2 separate regions of the Homo sapiens genome follow, and region 1 is linked to region 2. A link is a loop called in an ENCODE intact Hi-C map of the cell type or tissue named here. Cell type or tissue: Calu3. All regions are shown on one strand.

What was found. Hi-C counts contacts between places; a loop is a spot of excess contacts. Peaks named below come from ENCODE experiments on the same cell type or tissue, not always from the same donor. Only the 100,000 strongest peaks of a DNase experiment are listed, where the experiment ranks them.
Region 1: it touches region 2 in a loop (3-fold over the local background); 4 of 110 quality-filtered maps call a loop at or near these places.

What each region holds. Positions count from the first base shown.
Region 1 is chrX:106,731,253-106,739,252 of GRCh38, reverse strand. All of the region lies in intron 1 of RNF128 (ring finger protein 128), which reads right to left. Among named protein-coding and RNA genes, the nearest start is that of RNF128, 8.6 kb to the right of the region's middle. In Calu3, no CTCF peak of the experiment used is centred here; a DNase peak (open chromatin) is centred at 4,272.
Region 2 is chrX:106,608,245-106,616,244 of GRCh38, reverse strand. It overlaps RADX (RPA1 related single stranded DNA binding protein, X-linked), which reads right to left and starts at 4,267. Exons shown (of 14, transcript NM_018015.6): 1 at 3,522-4,267. The coding sequence starts at 4,164. RefSeq lists enhancers at 3,703-4,042, 4,083-4,272. In Calu3, no CTCF peak of the experiment used is centred here; a DNase peak (open chromatin) is centred at 4,334.

The DNA of each region.
Region 1 (8,000 bases), 120 kb before region 2:
GGGATGTAGAGGTTGAAGTGAGCCCATATTGCACCACTGCACTCCAGCCTGGGTGACAGAGCAAGACTGCGTCTCAAAAAAAAAGTCAGAAAGAAAGAAGGAAGGAAGGAAGGAAGGAAAAAAGGAAGGAAGGAAGAGAAGAGAAGAGAATAGAAGAGAGAAATTGTTAAGTGTCTGATAATCAGTGCTACCCAAATCGTATTTCGGATGTTAAGTATTTGGAAAGACAAAAAGGACTCTGCAGATAAATTCAGAAAATAATGCATTGAACAAAGTCAAACAGGGTTTCTTTTGCATATTAGAGGCTCTAAGAAGCCCTGCAGTGATATACACTGCCAATCTCCAAAGCTGGGCTATAGATGAGGGTAAGGAGATGGTCAAGCTATCCTTTAATAAACCAGGATGTGCACTGAGCACTGTACATATATTATTTAATTTACACCTCACAATAACCCTATGACATAGAGACAATTATATTACCCATTCTATGGGAGAAGAAACTGAGTCTTAGATTAATTTGGTTAAGGTCACAAAGTTTTACATGATAGAGTTGGGACTCATACCAAATCCATTTGATTCCTAAGTCCCCTCTTCTTAACCACTGTGCCAGCAAAAGGGTCATAGCCATTTCCATTGTTAGAGCTTAATATCTTGATTTTAAGGTTTTGCTTTTGCTTAAAATGGAAATACACCAGGGAGAAGGAAGATAATATAGTCGTTTCAGTTTCTTGATTATGTGATTTCTTCCTGCATTTTTCAGGAACTGCCCAGAAAAATTGCAATATGGATGTTCCGTTTTTTCTGCTTCTACATATGAAACAATTACATATTTCAAAGTGTGGTAGTAAATATCTATAATAACCAATGGAGAAGTATTATGTTTAGTAGTAATGAAATTATTAGCAAAGGTTCAAGAGAACTAGCATTTACTAAATGCTCACTACCTGCCAAACACTTGATTTATAATATCATGGAAAATGTAGGTATTATTATCCCCCTTTTGATGAACAAGATAAATAAGGTCTAGGTTAACAACTTGCCCAAGATCACATATTTATTAATTGGTAGAGCTGGAATTCAAATCAAGCTGTCTGACTCAAGGACACCTGCTTCCATTGCAATATGCTGTCCCCCAATTTCAAATGGAACACATTCACCTTGGTACAATAGGTTGAAATAAAAACAGAGCAATCAAATAGCTTTCCTTACCATCAAATGATGATCTGTTGGCCTTTAATTACATTACTCAAAGTAAGTCAATTCTTTTGTCTTACTAGCCAGTTCAACCAAAAAGCATCAGCCATAGAGGAGCAGCAAAAATAATGGCAGTTATGGTTTGTGCCAAGGGAGGTAATTGGTGATTTCACACCATCCAGTTTCAGTCTTTCTTACATATCCTGCCCTTTTGCCAAAATGAACTGGTGATGAAAGAATTTGATTGAAACACACCTATGAAAGTATTTTGGAATTGTGTTCAATATAGATTGCCCATGGTTCTATGAATGAAACCCTCACTCAGTATAATCACATTTTTTCTAGCTTTCATCCAAGTGACTGTTGAAATCTTCGAAGATAAGAGATGTATAGTCAGCCCTCCATATCCATGAGTTCTGCATCCATGGAGTCAACTAACCAAGGATCAAAAATGTTTGGGAAAAAAAGTGCCTGTACTGAACATGTACAGACTTTCTTCTCTTGTCATTATTCCCTAAACAATGCTATTAACAACTATTTACATAGCATTTACATTGTATTAGGTATTATAAGTATTTTAGAGATGATTTAAAGCACATAGGAGGAGATGCATATATTATATACAAATACTATGCCATTTTATATCAGGGACTTGAGCATCTGTGGATTTTAGTATATGCGGGAGGTCATGGAACCAATCCTCCACAGACACCAATGGACAACTGTACTTGAAAATCTAGCAGCACACCAGCATGGCACATGTATACATATGTAACTAACCTGCATATTGTGCACATGTACCCTAAAACTTAAAGTATTATAATAATAATAATAAAAAAAGAAAATCTACTGATGACTAACTAAGCCACAAATCAAGTTAAGATACATTCTTAAGACTTTTAGGGACATTACAAATGCTCTTAAGATAAGCCAACATCTGAGATCCTCAAAGATTAAGAAAACAAAATGTAGTCTTTAAGGTGAAGTACATGGAAAAGGTGAGACAGAACTTTGGTCAACATGACACAGAAACTGAATTAAAACTCCCTAAACCAGCATGGTTGGGAATAATATAATAATCCATACTCGATGGGGCTATCATAATGAACAGCCACAATAGAAACACTAGTAGGTTATGTTTTAAAAGTTCATTTGTAAACCAGTTCTTTGGAAGTAGAGACAACATATTTTCCCACAGTAATGTTGCTAAACACTGGGTTCTCAAATGAGCTCAAAGATTATTACATATGAAAGTGCTTTGAGGACAAAAAACTGCAAAGCAAATATAAATTATTATTTAACCCATATTTGTAATAAAACTTTTCAGAAAGCAGTATCACTGCAATATCTAAAGTAAAACAAAGGCACATCAAATTTATCATGAATACTGGTACATGAAGGAAATGTGTATTTAATCAGGAGGATTACATGGTTAATGGGTGGTTTTTATAGAATTTATGGGAGTAAGTTATGGACACCTTCAAGGTCATTAGATTTTGAGAGTACTGGTTTGCTATAATGTTTACTACTACATCAAAAGAAGTGGAATCACATAGAAGGAAGCACAAAATTTTTGAAAAGGAAAAAGAAGCTCTAAGAGGGGTGTGTATGTATGTGTAAGATTACCTAAGGTAAAATTAATCATGTTATGAAAGACAGAGGAGGGTAGAAAAGTATGACACAAAATACATTCTAAGAGGAAAATAAGTGGTACCAAAGCAACCTTGGAACTTGACAGTTTCTTGTATAAACCACCAACTAGTGGAATTTTATATAGCTGAATAAAATCCCAAGGGAAATGCTCATTTTAAAAACAAGTAACTCAATTTAAATGAGCTTGTGTGTTCTATCATTAATAAAGTGTAAAATAAGAATATCACGATTCCCTTCTGCCCTTAATCTAATACAATTTCCTCCTATTTTCTAGAATGACAAAATCTATCACCATTAGATGAAGTCAGTGTCTCATGGATGAAAATTACCAATATATTGAATTCTTCATATTGAGCTATTAGCACTAATCTTAACAGTATTGAGTAGAATGGATACTGAAGGGGGCTAATGAGGGTAAGCAGGCCTCTTACGGGAAAAAAAAACAAAAATACAAAGAAAGGCATGGAATGTGCATTTTTTTATGTGTGTGTGTGTTGGGGGGAGGGTAAAAAAAGCTAGTGATACAATGGGTAAAGAGAAGAGAAAGATTCCATATTAAAATAGGAAAAGTCAGTCCTGAAAATTCTTTTAGTCGTCAAGGCACATGAAGAAACCAGTGTTAACAATAAAAGGTAACACCAACTATCATATGGATTAGATAGCTATATTCAAAAGGCCAAAGCAATTCTTAAATTCTCATAATAGTTTGTAAATCATTTCTATGAGCAGATATGCTTTGTTCCTGTTGTCACTATAGTCACATTAGTAATGCTTTCTTTAGGATCTATCAATAATTTTGGAGTATTTTGGGTTCTTTAAAACTACGAATTTTTCTGATTATAAAAGTAAAACATTCATTATAAGAAAGTCAGAAAATATAGAAAAATAATAATGAAGAGAACAAATACTTTCTCCTATAATTTCACCAACAATATTAACATTATGGTGCATTTTCTTTTTAAAAGCTAAGACGCTTTTAGTTGCAGGCAGTATTTAACTAAGCTATTTCAACATTTTGTCTGAAATGACAAGTTAACATTTAAAGAGAAACATATATCAACTATTGAGCTCAAGGACTATCTTCTTTCAAAAAAGGTCAAAATGAATAGGGTTAACTCAGAATTACTGATTTGTACCAACTTGGTCATTCAAGTATTAAAAGCAAGTAATTCATGAGCAGATTCTGGAGCTAACAACCTTCATCAAGTCCAGTTTCCCAGAGGTCAGCATGAATCACCAAACTTTCCTTAATAAATAAATCAATATTGCACTAAGACTATCGGTAAATTCAAGCAGTAACTACGTGCTATGGTGCATGGAAGGACATACACACAGCTGAAAAAGAAAAGGACAGAACAGGAAATAACACAACAAAGAGCCCTTGTGTTCCACTTTGCCCATAGGGCTCCAAGGTGGTGGTGTACAGCAAAGTGTGGCAATTCTGAACTGGCTTGGAAAGGTGCATATACTCTGTGCTTGGTAATAACTCCCTACGGTATGTAGCTGAGGATCACCACCATAAAATAACCCCAGTGCAGTGAAGAGGAGAATATTTCTGTGGGTGACTGGGCTCCTACCACATGCTGCAAGAGGGCATTCCCTCAGGAAACAAAATTGATAATTGTGCTACATCAAAAATTCTTCATATTGGAGCGTGAGGTGCTCTTCTGGAGTTTGGTACTATTTTATTCCTTGAGCAGGGCGCTGGTCACACAGGTGTGCTCAATTGTGAAATTTCGCTGAGCTAAATCAATGATTTATGTACCTTTTTGGGATGTATATTATACTTCGATAGAACTTACATATACAAAAATTATTTATTCCCAGGAAATACCTATGGTGCCTTATCAAATAAACTTTGGGGTAAACACCAACAATAGTTTATAGTTCAGTAGCCATCATTATAATAGAAAAGCTACTTAAAAGCAACAGGGAAACCAGGTGCAAACCTCAATTGTGAAGAAGACATAAAAAAAGAAAAATAAAAAGGCATTACCTATGGGAATATTGGGGGAGAAAATGAACTGAAGCACAAGTGGTGATCAAACCCTAAGAAATACCAAGGCCACAATAGGCAATGCATATGGGTTAGATCAGACCATGTTTAAGGCTAGTAAGTATATTTCAATGTAAACCTCGGTGAAGCATATTTTTTATTTAAATGCCCCAATTCACAACCCTCCCCATCTCCATTTTTTCACTTCCTTTCTGGTAGCTAAAGAAAGAGAGGCTCAATCCCCAACTCTCAGTCAATGACCACAACCTTCAACTACAAGAGGACCATCTTCTATTTCTAGATACATGGAGAAATTCTTACAATAGAAAGCAGTATACAAAACTAGTATATATAGTATATAATTCTTTAAATAATATATCTATATACAGAGCAAAAGAATAAAATGATAAGCTGGGCACTGTGGCTCACGCCTGTAATTCCAGCACTTTGGGAGGCTAAAGCAGGCAGATAACTTGAGGTCAGGCGTTAGAGACCAGCCTGGCCAACATGGTGAAACCCTGTCTCTGCTAAAACTATAACAATTAGCCGGGTGTGTTAGCACAGGCCTGTAATCCCAGCTACTCGAGAGGCTGAGGCATGAGAATCACTTGAACCCGGGAAGAGGAGGTTTCAGTGAGCTGAGACCACGCCATGGTACTCCAGCCTGGGTGACAAAGCGAGACTCTGTCTCAAAAAAAATAAATAAATAAAAAAGAATAAAATGACTAATCCCCCCAATGCTAAAACAGATTTGTATATCTTTTTTCATTTTTTTCTGTATTTTATTACTACATTAATATTTATAAAAAATTAACTATTACAAAAGTAGAATACAAAGTTATGCCTATGTACAGAAATCAAGGTAAGAAGGAATATTAATGGTGTCATCTGTGTTGTAGAATTATGGGTATTTTAGTTTTACACTTTTCTGTATTTTTCAAGTTTTCTATAACAGTTAATTTTATAATCAGAAAATTACTTAGAAAATGTCTTTAGTACTCTCCTCTTTTCTGTCCATTTGAGTGTGAACAGAGTTAAAATGTGGCATTCTGTATTGAAAACACATATCTTCCAGGGACTGAGGGGGGAAAAGTTATTTATGTGCTTAGAAAACAATTCACTGATCAAGCTATATAGTCATCCCTCAGTATCCATGGGGGATTGGTTTCAGGACCTCCCAATGATACCAAAATCCACAGATGCTCAATTTCCTTATATAAAATGGTTCAATGTGTGCATATAACCAGTGCACATCTTCCTGTATATTTTAAATAATCTCTAGATTATTTATAATACCTAATATGATGTAAATGCTATGTAAATAGTTGTTATACTGTATCATTTAGGGGATAATGACAAGAAAATGAGGTCTGTACATATTCAGTGCAGATGCTTCTTTTCCCCCAAATATTGTTCCTCCTCAGTTGGTTGAATCCATAGATGTGGACATAGATATAGGGGGCTGACTCTATTTTCCTTTTTTTAAAAAAGATTTTTACTTTATGAAATTTCACATTCACCAACATGTTCAATGGAAGCATTTTAATTGGAGACATAAATATAATGCTGGTGTAGTTTTTAAAAGATCAAAAAAATAAAACACCCCAGCACAGGGAAAACTCAATATGAAAAGTCATTTGTCATTATTTTCTTGTTACCTAGGGCATTTTGCCATTAAAAATCCATAAAACCAGGCTAATCACCATAGAAGTTAGCCAGCAATCTTGAAGTATGTGTACACTCTATTCCTGTATGCTCTTCTTCCTTCTACCAGGCTCTACATTGCTTAAGAGGGCAGGGACTTTACCTTAATTATTTTGTATACTCAGGCAAGAAGCACAGTATCTATCAGACAGCAGACCTTTGATAAATGCTCGATGAATTGAATTCCGATCCACTAGATACTTTTCTAGTGAATCTTGTGACCCTTCTGGCATTAGAGTTCTTGAGTGTTTAAGGCAATTCAGCAAGCATTTCTAGAGCATGTATAGTACAAAGGTTTCTATAGAGATTACAAAGATTAACAAAACATTAAAATGATTATAATCCAGTAGAAGGTAAAATATGTAAACAAATAATTACCAGCAAAATGCAGAACGTACTATAAGAGAGGAAGTGCTATTGGAACAAAAAGAGATTACTATACTTTGTTTTGGGTGTGGGCTGTGCTGGGAAGAGGAAAAGAAAGAATTAAGAAAGGCTTCAAAGATGAGGAGGCATTTGTGTTGCATTTTGAAGGATGTGTAAATTTTTGACTAGCAGAGCTAAGAAAAACAGGTCTGTTGGCAATAGCAGAAGCAAAGGAATGTTAGTGGAAAAGAATAGAGAATGTTTAGGGACCAACATGAAAGAAGAGACATATAAAGCTTTGAATGTAGTTTGGGATCAGATTACTAGGAGTTTTATATGCCATGCTGATAAATGTAGTCCAAAATTTATAAGTAATAGCATATATGTGATCAGAGCTGTGTTCTGATGGCATGGAGGAAGAACTGCATACTAGGAAAAAAACTACTGGAGGCAAGGAGACCAATCAAGAGGCTAAGTATTTTTTCCCATGAGAAGACACAGGAACTGAAAGCAGGGTATTGAAAGCAAGGAAGAAGGAGACATATGTGAGAATGTTTAAAGTGCCAGAATCAACAGGATGTGGCATCTATTTACTGGAGGAGGAGTGCTAGGAGTCTGGGATGCAAGTGAGAAGTGTCAGATGCATGAATTAATAAAATAGTAATGAAACAAAAGAGAGGCAAGGAAGGAAGACACTACTTGGGATAGTTTTAAAGAGGCAGTCAACAGTGTCAAATACAGTCCTGCAGAGGTACCAAGAAGGCTACATCTGAAAATGGCTTTGGGAATAGTATTTTACATTGGTTAATCATCACTGGCCAATCCCTTTTGAACTTCTCTATTAAAAAAAGATTTATTTTCAAAGTCAACATTCTAGAAAAAGTAGAATAAAACTTAAATATAAAATGGTTGAGAAGGGATTGGGTGGTGATTAAGTAGTACAAACATACTATTCCAAGGTCCTCTGTGAACGGAAAAAGATTGGTAGCAGGAGGGAGAAGCAGTTATTTGAGAAAAGTACAACAAACATAGGAGGACCAAAAGATCTTTTTCCTGTTAAAATTCAGTCTACCCTCCGTACCTAAAG
Region 2 (8,000 bases):
AAAACATAGATTACTACGTACAACTTTGAGATCTAGGTGAAATGAGTTTTCCTAGTGAATTACCAACTCTCAGAAATGGGCTCTTGAAAAAGCATTATTGGTTTAATCACTTTTTCTAAAAGAAATTGAAAAAGAGGCATCCCCCCACAACCCCCAATCCAGGCCCAAGACAACAGGTTCAGATAGTTTTAGAGAGGAATTTTACTAAGTCTTTAAGGAACATATAATTTCTGTAAGTACAGAAAGACGGGCAAGCTTTCCAACTCATTCCACTAGGCTAATATTAACGCCATATAAAAATTGCATTGAAAAAGTACTCTCCCTGCAAAAAACAAAAATAAAAACCAAATCTGTAGACCAAATTCACTTAGACAGATGTAAAAATAATCGTGACCAAGTGGGAATTCAAAAGTGGCTCAACATTAGTAAAAACATCAATTTATTTCATTCATTCTTTTATTCAACAAATACTGAATGCCTACTATGTGCCAGTCATTGTTCTAGCTGTAAGATATGGCCCACAGAAATGAAAAAAAAAAAGAGTTGTGGATCTTATAAAAATGTAAGAGAGGAAAGAAAAACAGCTAAAGAAAATAATTTCAGAATGCTATGATTCTATGAAGATCATTTGCAAGGTGGTATAATAAGAATAAATGGGGGAGGAAATATTTATTTAAAAGGCACTTTTAAAATGTTTTTATTTGAGCTGAAACTGGAAGATGGGAAGAAACTTTCCAGAAAGAGGAAAAAGCAAGTGCAGGAAAAAGACTGGAGGTTTGAGGATCAAAAAGAAGGCTGGTTGCTAGAACAAAATGGTGGAGGAGGGGGGTTAGAGATTCGAGAGGTGAGTAAGGGATTCTGTAGGGCAGGGGTCAGCAAATTATACAGCCCACAAGCCAAATCTTGCCTGTTGCTTGTTTTTGTAAATGAAGTTCTATTGCAACACGGCCAGACCCATTCATTTACATACCGCTTGTGGCTGCTTTCCATATACAATGGCAAAAGTGAATGGTTGTGACAGAGATCATGTCTGGAAAGACAAAAAGATTTACTGTTTGGCTCTTTACTGAAAGTTCGCCATCCTCCGCAGTACGGCCTGCCTTCCAGACCCCGGTAGAGTTTGGGTTGCTGCCTAAATGCAATGGGAGCCACCTGAGAGATTTAGGCAGGAGGGTGTGGCACAGGCTAACTTCTATTTTTAAAAGCTATATTTGAGGTTACAATATGTGTTACCCTTCAGATAGGGTACTGACCAGGAGGAGGCATGAGGGAGACTTTTGGGGTAACAAGATACAGAAATGTTCTATATCTTAAAGGGAGGGGGGTGATGGTTACACAGGTATATGTACGTGAAAATTTATCAAGCTGTATTTTTAAAACCTTTTTTTTTTACTGTGTACAAGGTAAACTTTAATGAAAAGTTTCAAAAGCACAAACGTGTGCCATAAACAAAGTTAAGAGAAAAAGAACAGAATGAAAGAAAATAATTTGCAGTATATAGCAGACAAAATTTTAATACCCATTAGCAAAGGAATCCTATAAATTAATTAGAAAAATGTCAAAAGATGTATTTAAAAATAGTAAGATATGGGGAAATGGGCATTCTCATATGTATGTTGGTAAATGTAAATTAGTACAACCTTTTCAGAAGATGATCTGTCTATATCCACAAAATTAAAAAAATTAAATACCTTTTAAGCCAGCAATTTCGCCAGAGGAAGCCGTTCAACAGCAATGCTTGAACATAGTAAACAAAAATATGTGTACATTCTAATGATGCTTATCATTGTATGTAATACTAAAACACTAATAAGTGCCTAAAACTACAAATTACCTATTCACATGGGCATGATTATAGAAATTATGGCACACCCATGCTATGGAATATTGTATGTACAGATGTACATGAAAGATGCCTGAGATGTGTTCAGTGGAAATAGCAAATCACACAATGCGACATTAATTCCTTTTTTTTAAAAAAATACACAACAAACTGCTGACAATTTGAGATTTTTAGAAGAAAGGTGAAGGCACTAGGGAAGGTGAAAGAGGTCTTTCACTTCTCCCTAATATTTTATTATTAACAATTTGAAACATATAGCAAAACTGAATAAATTTTACAGTGAACATCAATATGCCCACTTCCTAGATTTTATCACTAACATTTTACTATACTTTGGTGGTATATTTCTAACACAATATACTTTCAAATATACAGATTGGGTTTTATTTTGGCATACAGACATTGCCTTTTGTATTATAAATATGGTTTTAATGAATGAATAGATATTACGACAAAATACATTTTACAAAGTATTAATCCCCTCAACTTTTCTTGTAGGGCACCAGTTTTTCATTTACATATTCAATTCTAAAAATTAAAGTGATCAACATTTAGAGTAGTAATGCACTACTGCCTTATTTCACACTTGAGATAAAATCACTCCATTTTTTCATCCCTGAAATAGCTATCTTGCTTTTTAAAATTTAGTTATTTAAAATATCCTTACCTACACATTTCTATAACATCTTTTTTCCTTACAACTGGATGTGACTATAATTGCATGGTTTTTGAGCTAGTTATTCTTTTACTTTCAAGTTTGTTGCTCTTACACGTCACAGTAAGATTATCCGTGATTTAGCATTGTGACAACATTGTAAAAGGGACTGAAAAGCAGTAATGTAGAAAATTATAGTCTTTCTCCTTCCAGTACTTTCTCTTATTTTATTTTTTGCATTTTATTTCTTTCCCCATTTCAAACGTGTTCATGCCTACAGTACTATCATTCCCCTTAATTTCATCTGTTAGAGAAAAAAAACGTATTTTAGAGCAGTTGCTGATGGCAAGCTAGTGTTTTCAAGCTAACTTCCTACTTCTGATACAGAAAAATTGAAGTTCCCAGATCAGTACTCTTTGTGGTGAGTAATAAGAAACAAGAAAATGAGAATGTCAAGCCTTCCCATAAAAATCACACCGTTAAAAGGTGATATTTACATAACTGTTACACGGCGTTTCAATCAATGTAAAGTATTAAGGAATACATCACGGAGCATCCTTTTTGAATGAAGATTAAAACATGCAAACCCGCAAATTTTTACAACCTTTATGCTAAATTCAAATCTATAAGCTCTTCAACCGACACAACGTACTATTTCCACAACTGGATTGGGAATAAAACTAAGATTAATTCCACCACAATCAAACATGTAACGAACGTATGAGGAATACTGACTCCCACATCAGTACGTTTGCCAGACTGAATTTTAAGATGTAGTCAAACACACTTCCTGAATTGGCCACTTTTGCAATCAAAGAAACAAACAAACAAAAAACACCAACAAAAACCACTGGCTGTGCAAATTTCATTGAGCATCCCTTGGTCATTTAAGAAAACTTGTCTACCTACCACTCCTGGCTTGTAATTAACAATACAAAAGCATTTTCATTTCCTTTCCCGTTCACGCAAGCTCCTGAAAACTATTTTTTTTAAAACCCTCTGCCGTTCTTTCCAAACACTTACCGCTAAAGTTGTGTTCCTCAGGTTGCTTGTCTGTTAACCAGATATCTCCATAGGGATCTTCGTTATTCCACAGCGCCAGGTAATGACTCTTCCCGCCTCTTAAAGGCCTCTCTGGTTTCTCCTGGTGCGCTCTATTTCTGAAGGGAGTTTCTAAAGAAATACTGTCTGAAGTCTCCCCACAGTGGACGTTATCTATGCACAGGATCCCCTGGCCTATCCTTTTCTCATTGTAAAGACATGAGACCCTGGAAATTCTCATTTGAATGCCAACTTTAAGAATATTTTGATATACGAGAGAGTTCAAGCTGGGGTCCAGGTAGCACTTCTCCTGGTACACCCCATCTGAGATCGTCACATCATAGCAATAAAGGGGAGGCTTGGGCACCGTGTCGCGTGGCTCATCCTCTAACAGGTACCTCTGGACGGCCAGCACAGTTACAGGCACCACCTCCGAGGGGGTGACACACTGGCGAGGTGAGTCCATAATCTGCTCAAGAACCTTTTGGATCCAGGACCTGGGCCCTTGGGAACCAGCTCTTCGGATCACCCCTCCCGGGACCCCAGCCCGATTCCTCTCAGGGTTCGGCCAATCTAGCCCTGCATGTGAGGGACCAGCCTCAGGCTGTCCTGACTCACCAGACATTGTTGGATAACTGCGTACCCGCTTCACTCCCAAAAGCTAGTTTGCCCCGTCCAAAGCGGAGAGAAATAAAACCGCGCGCTTTGGCGACGATCGCTACTCTGCCCCTGCTGACAGGCAAGACTCCGCCCCGTAGCGAGGCTGCAAAGACTTTACGCGTGCGCGCGCCAGCTCTCCCACCCCGCCCCTCGCTCCGAGCGCTTCCGACTCGAGACACTGTTACTAGGCAGTCACACGCGCGAGTTACGTAGCAGGTCGTCCGACCTTGTGCCCGCCGGGTTGCCGTCTGGGGGAGGGATGACAGGGGAAGGGGAGGGGGAATCGGTGGTTGTCATGGTTCTCAAAGAGGGAGGGGGAGAGCGCTTGTGGTCCCCTGGAAAGGAGGATGCCTAGAGGCAAGGGAAAAGAGAAAGTGGCAAGAATCAGGGTGCAGAGTCAAAGCTCAGGGATTTGGGGGTTTGGGCTTTGGGCCAGGAACAGAAAGTAATTTAGAGTTGGTTAACATATGTTAATGTTATAACATGGGTTTCCTGTAGTATGAACAAAACCAGATAATTTATGCAGAGCCTCCAGGACAGACTCTAGCACAAAAAGTCCTCAGTAAACATTAGCTGCTATTGCGATTAGCATTAGCATAATTATCTGTAGTGGCTCCCTGAGTGTAGGGTGGGTGAATTAGTGTTTAAGTGCAAATGAAAATAGAAAACTAGAACTGGCTTGTAAAGGGCTGCCTTTAGATTAGACTTCTTAAAATGCAGCTAGTTTTAATATAATACCTGGCCTAATATACATCTAGGGTAGAGATTTCAGAAACTTTGTTTAATGTTTGTTTGTTTAATGCAAGGCATATATCAGGAACGAATGTAAAGTGAAAAAGCTGATAAGAATAGTAAAAATTAAGGATAAAATATTTAATAGATGTACTTAGATCCAGTATACATAGAAGGGAGTAATTGTTCTAAGAATACTTTTTAAGATGGTTATGAGCTGATTTTGTTTATACTAATTTCCTTTGGCTCTCTATTTTATCATTCTTTATTCACTATTTATGAAGTCTCTATATGAGGTAGGCACTGTTTTAGGCCACTGGGGATAACTGTAGTCAGGGTCCTTCCCTCAAGTTTCTTCTCATTGCTTGGGCTAAAGAGCCCTGCCGTTATTAATACTTAACTAATTTACTCATTCTATACAGATTTCTTGAGTGTCTGGTCTGGGCAGGGTATAGCCTTGCTAGGGAGACCAAAAAACATAGTAAGGGGAAATAAAGTGGAGGGAACAGGAGTTAATATTTTATAAAAAGTATGATTACAGAAAGGTTCTCTAGTAAGAGACTGAACAGAACAGAGATGTGCAGGAAGTGAGGAAGTGAGCTATGTGGATATCTAGGGGAATGGCACTTGAATCAGAGAAAACAAGAAGAATAAATTCCATGAGACAGAAGCATACTTGATATTTTCAAGGAAATGCATAAGCCAATCAGCCGCAGTGGAGGGGCGAGGGGGAGAGTGGTAGGAGGTGAGGTCAGAGAGGTAGCAGGGTTTCTTCTATTATGAGCAAAGGAGTGACATGACACTTAGTCTTGAACCCCACTTCCTTCATGATGCCTCCCCTCACCAATTCAGTCTAGGATAATCTTTCTCTTCTCTGTATCACCTTGTATCACTCATTTGATACTTATCATCTAATACTTGCAGTTAAAAAAAAAAAACTTAATGTATGCGTAACTCAGAGTTTCTCAACATGGGCACTCTTGATTCTTTGGGCCAGAAAGTTTTTTGTTGTGGGCTGTCTTGTGCACTGTAGGATGCTTAGCAGCATCTCTGGCCTCTACCCATTAGATACCTGTAGCACCTCCCCCTCCAGTTGTGAGAACCAGAAATATCTCCAGACATTGCCAAATGTCCCCTGGGGTAGCAAAGTCGCTACAAGTTGGAACACCCGATTATGATCTGCATTAACTAGATCTTAAACTTTTCGAAAGCAGAAACTGATTTGTTCTTTCACTACTGCTATGCATAAAAGGCACTCAAATATTTTAAATAAGTAAAACATATAATTCCCAGTGCCTCTCTACCAAAGGGAATATACAAGTGTGGCTTTCCATAAACAAACAAATGCAATATACAAAAATCCAAATTTACCAAACATAAAATAAGTTGCCTGAGTGTAGGTACTTTGTTATGTAAACTGCAGAATCTCCAGTGGCAAAATAAGTATCTAGCATATAGTAGGTACTCAATAGTTTTGTTGAATGAATAAATGAAATTATGGATTTGTATTGCATTTACTGTAGGGGTCATTAAATGTCGACTATCTCTGTTGTTTATCAAAGGAGAATGTGTTTGAAATATTTCAAATCTATTCCATCAGCAGCCCCTAAACTATATATGCTCAGTGAAATTTATGACTAATAGTATTGTCTCATCACATTCTGTGTCCTTCCAGCTAATTCATGAAAGATGGATATTAGCAGTGGTGCTTAGTATTTGGATAATTACTGGAATTGGGAAGAAATAGCACTAATGTTTAGTTTTACACTACTACTAACAACGATGTATGGTGACTGTGGGCACACATTTGGAGACTTATATTGCTCTACTGACAATCTGCTGATAGTGTGCAGCTCCCCAAGAATTAATTTGCCTACTTGAGTAGTGGTCACACCTGTGAAAGTATGAATGCTCTCTGATTTGGCGTTACTAAGCACCTGTTTTAGGATCAATTTCACAATAATAGAAAAAGTAAAGGATATGACCTTCAAAGCCAGTAATGAGTATTATTAAGGTTATTGATCTTTTTCTCCTCTCAGATCTGGAAGGTTTATTACAGTGCCTTCCAGGGTTTAAAATGGTAAAAGTAGGCAAAACAGAATTTTATAAAATGGAATGTTCTAAGATATTCAAAACACCTTAAATACATTATGAAATGTATTTTGGTTGTCCACTAAATTTGGTGCAGCTATAAGCCACATTGATTTTCTTCATCTTTAAAATTGAACTAATAAAAGTAGTCATAGTTGTTGAAAAAATTAAGTTAGTTCATATGGGCAAAGTGCTTAAAACAATACCTGGCACATAGTAAGAGCTCAATAATTACTAGCTATTGTTACTATTATTCTAAAAGGAAGATAAAGACATAACATAAAATGATAGAATGCTAGAACTATAGGGAGCCATTAGATGCCCACAGTTGTGTTCTTCAGACTGTGGATTGTGAAACATTAATGAGGCTATGAAGTCAATTTATTGGGTCACAACTAGCAATTAAAAATACGTAAAAATAACAGCACAGAAAATATCAGGGTACATCACACATAGTAAGGGTAAGAATTGCTTTGTAAAATTTTTGTGTTAGATTTGATGTATGTATATGTGCATACTGGGTTGTGATGTAAACTGTATTTCTTACTATAGGTTTGGCCAAAATGTTTAAAAACAACTTCTATAGCTCAACTATCTTTTATTATAAATGAAGAAACTCAGGCCTAGAAAGGGGGATGAACATGAACAAGATAACAGTGTGATAAGTGGCAGAGCATAAGGCTTTCCCTGATGTTAGGTAGGACAGATCCTGCATTATCTTCCAAACATTTCAATTTTTTTGTTTGAAGAACCTTGTTTTTTTCTATCATCACATTCACTTAACAGTCCTTTCATTCATTTGCCTAGATAGGCAAATTAGCATAATTCTCCAGCCTTGGACATTGGAGGTACACATACAGGTTCATCAAATTCATAAGATTATGAGAGTGTGGGTGGAGTTGTGGGGGAGGAAGGAAAAGAAGTGGCATGACTAGTTGGTGCTAAAAGGATGTGGAGAGTTCGGCTGCTATCTCAAAG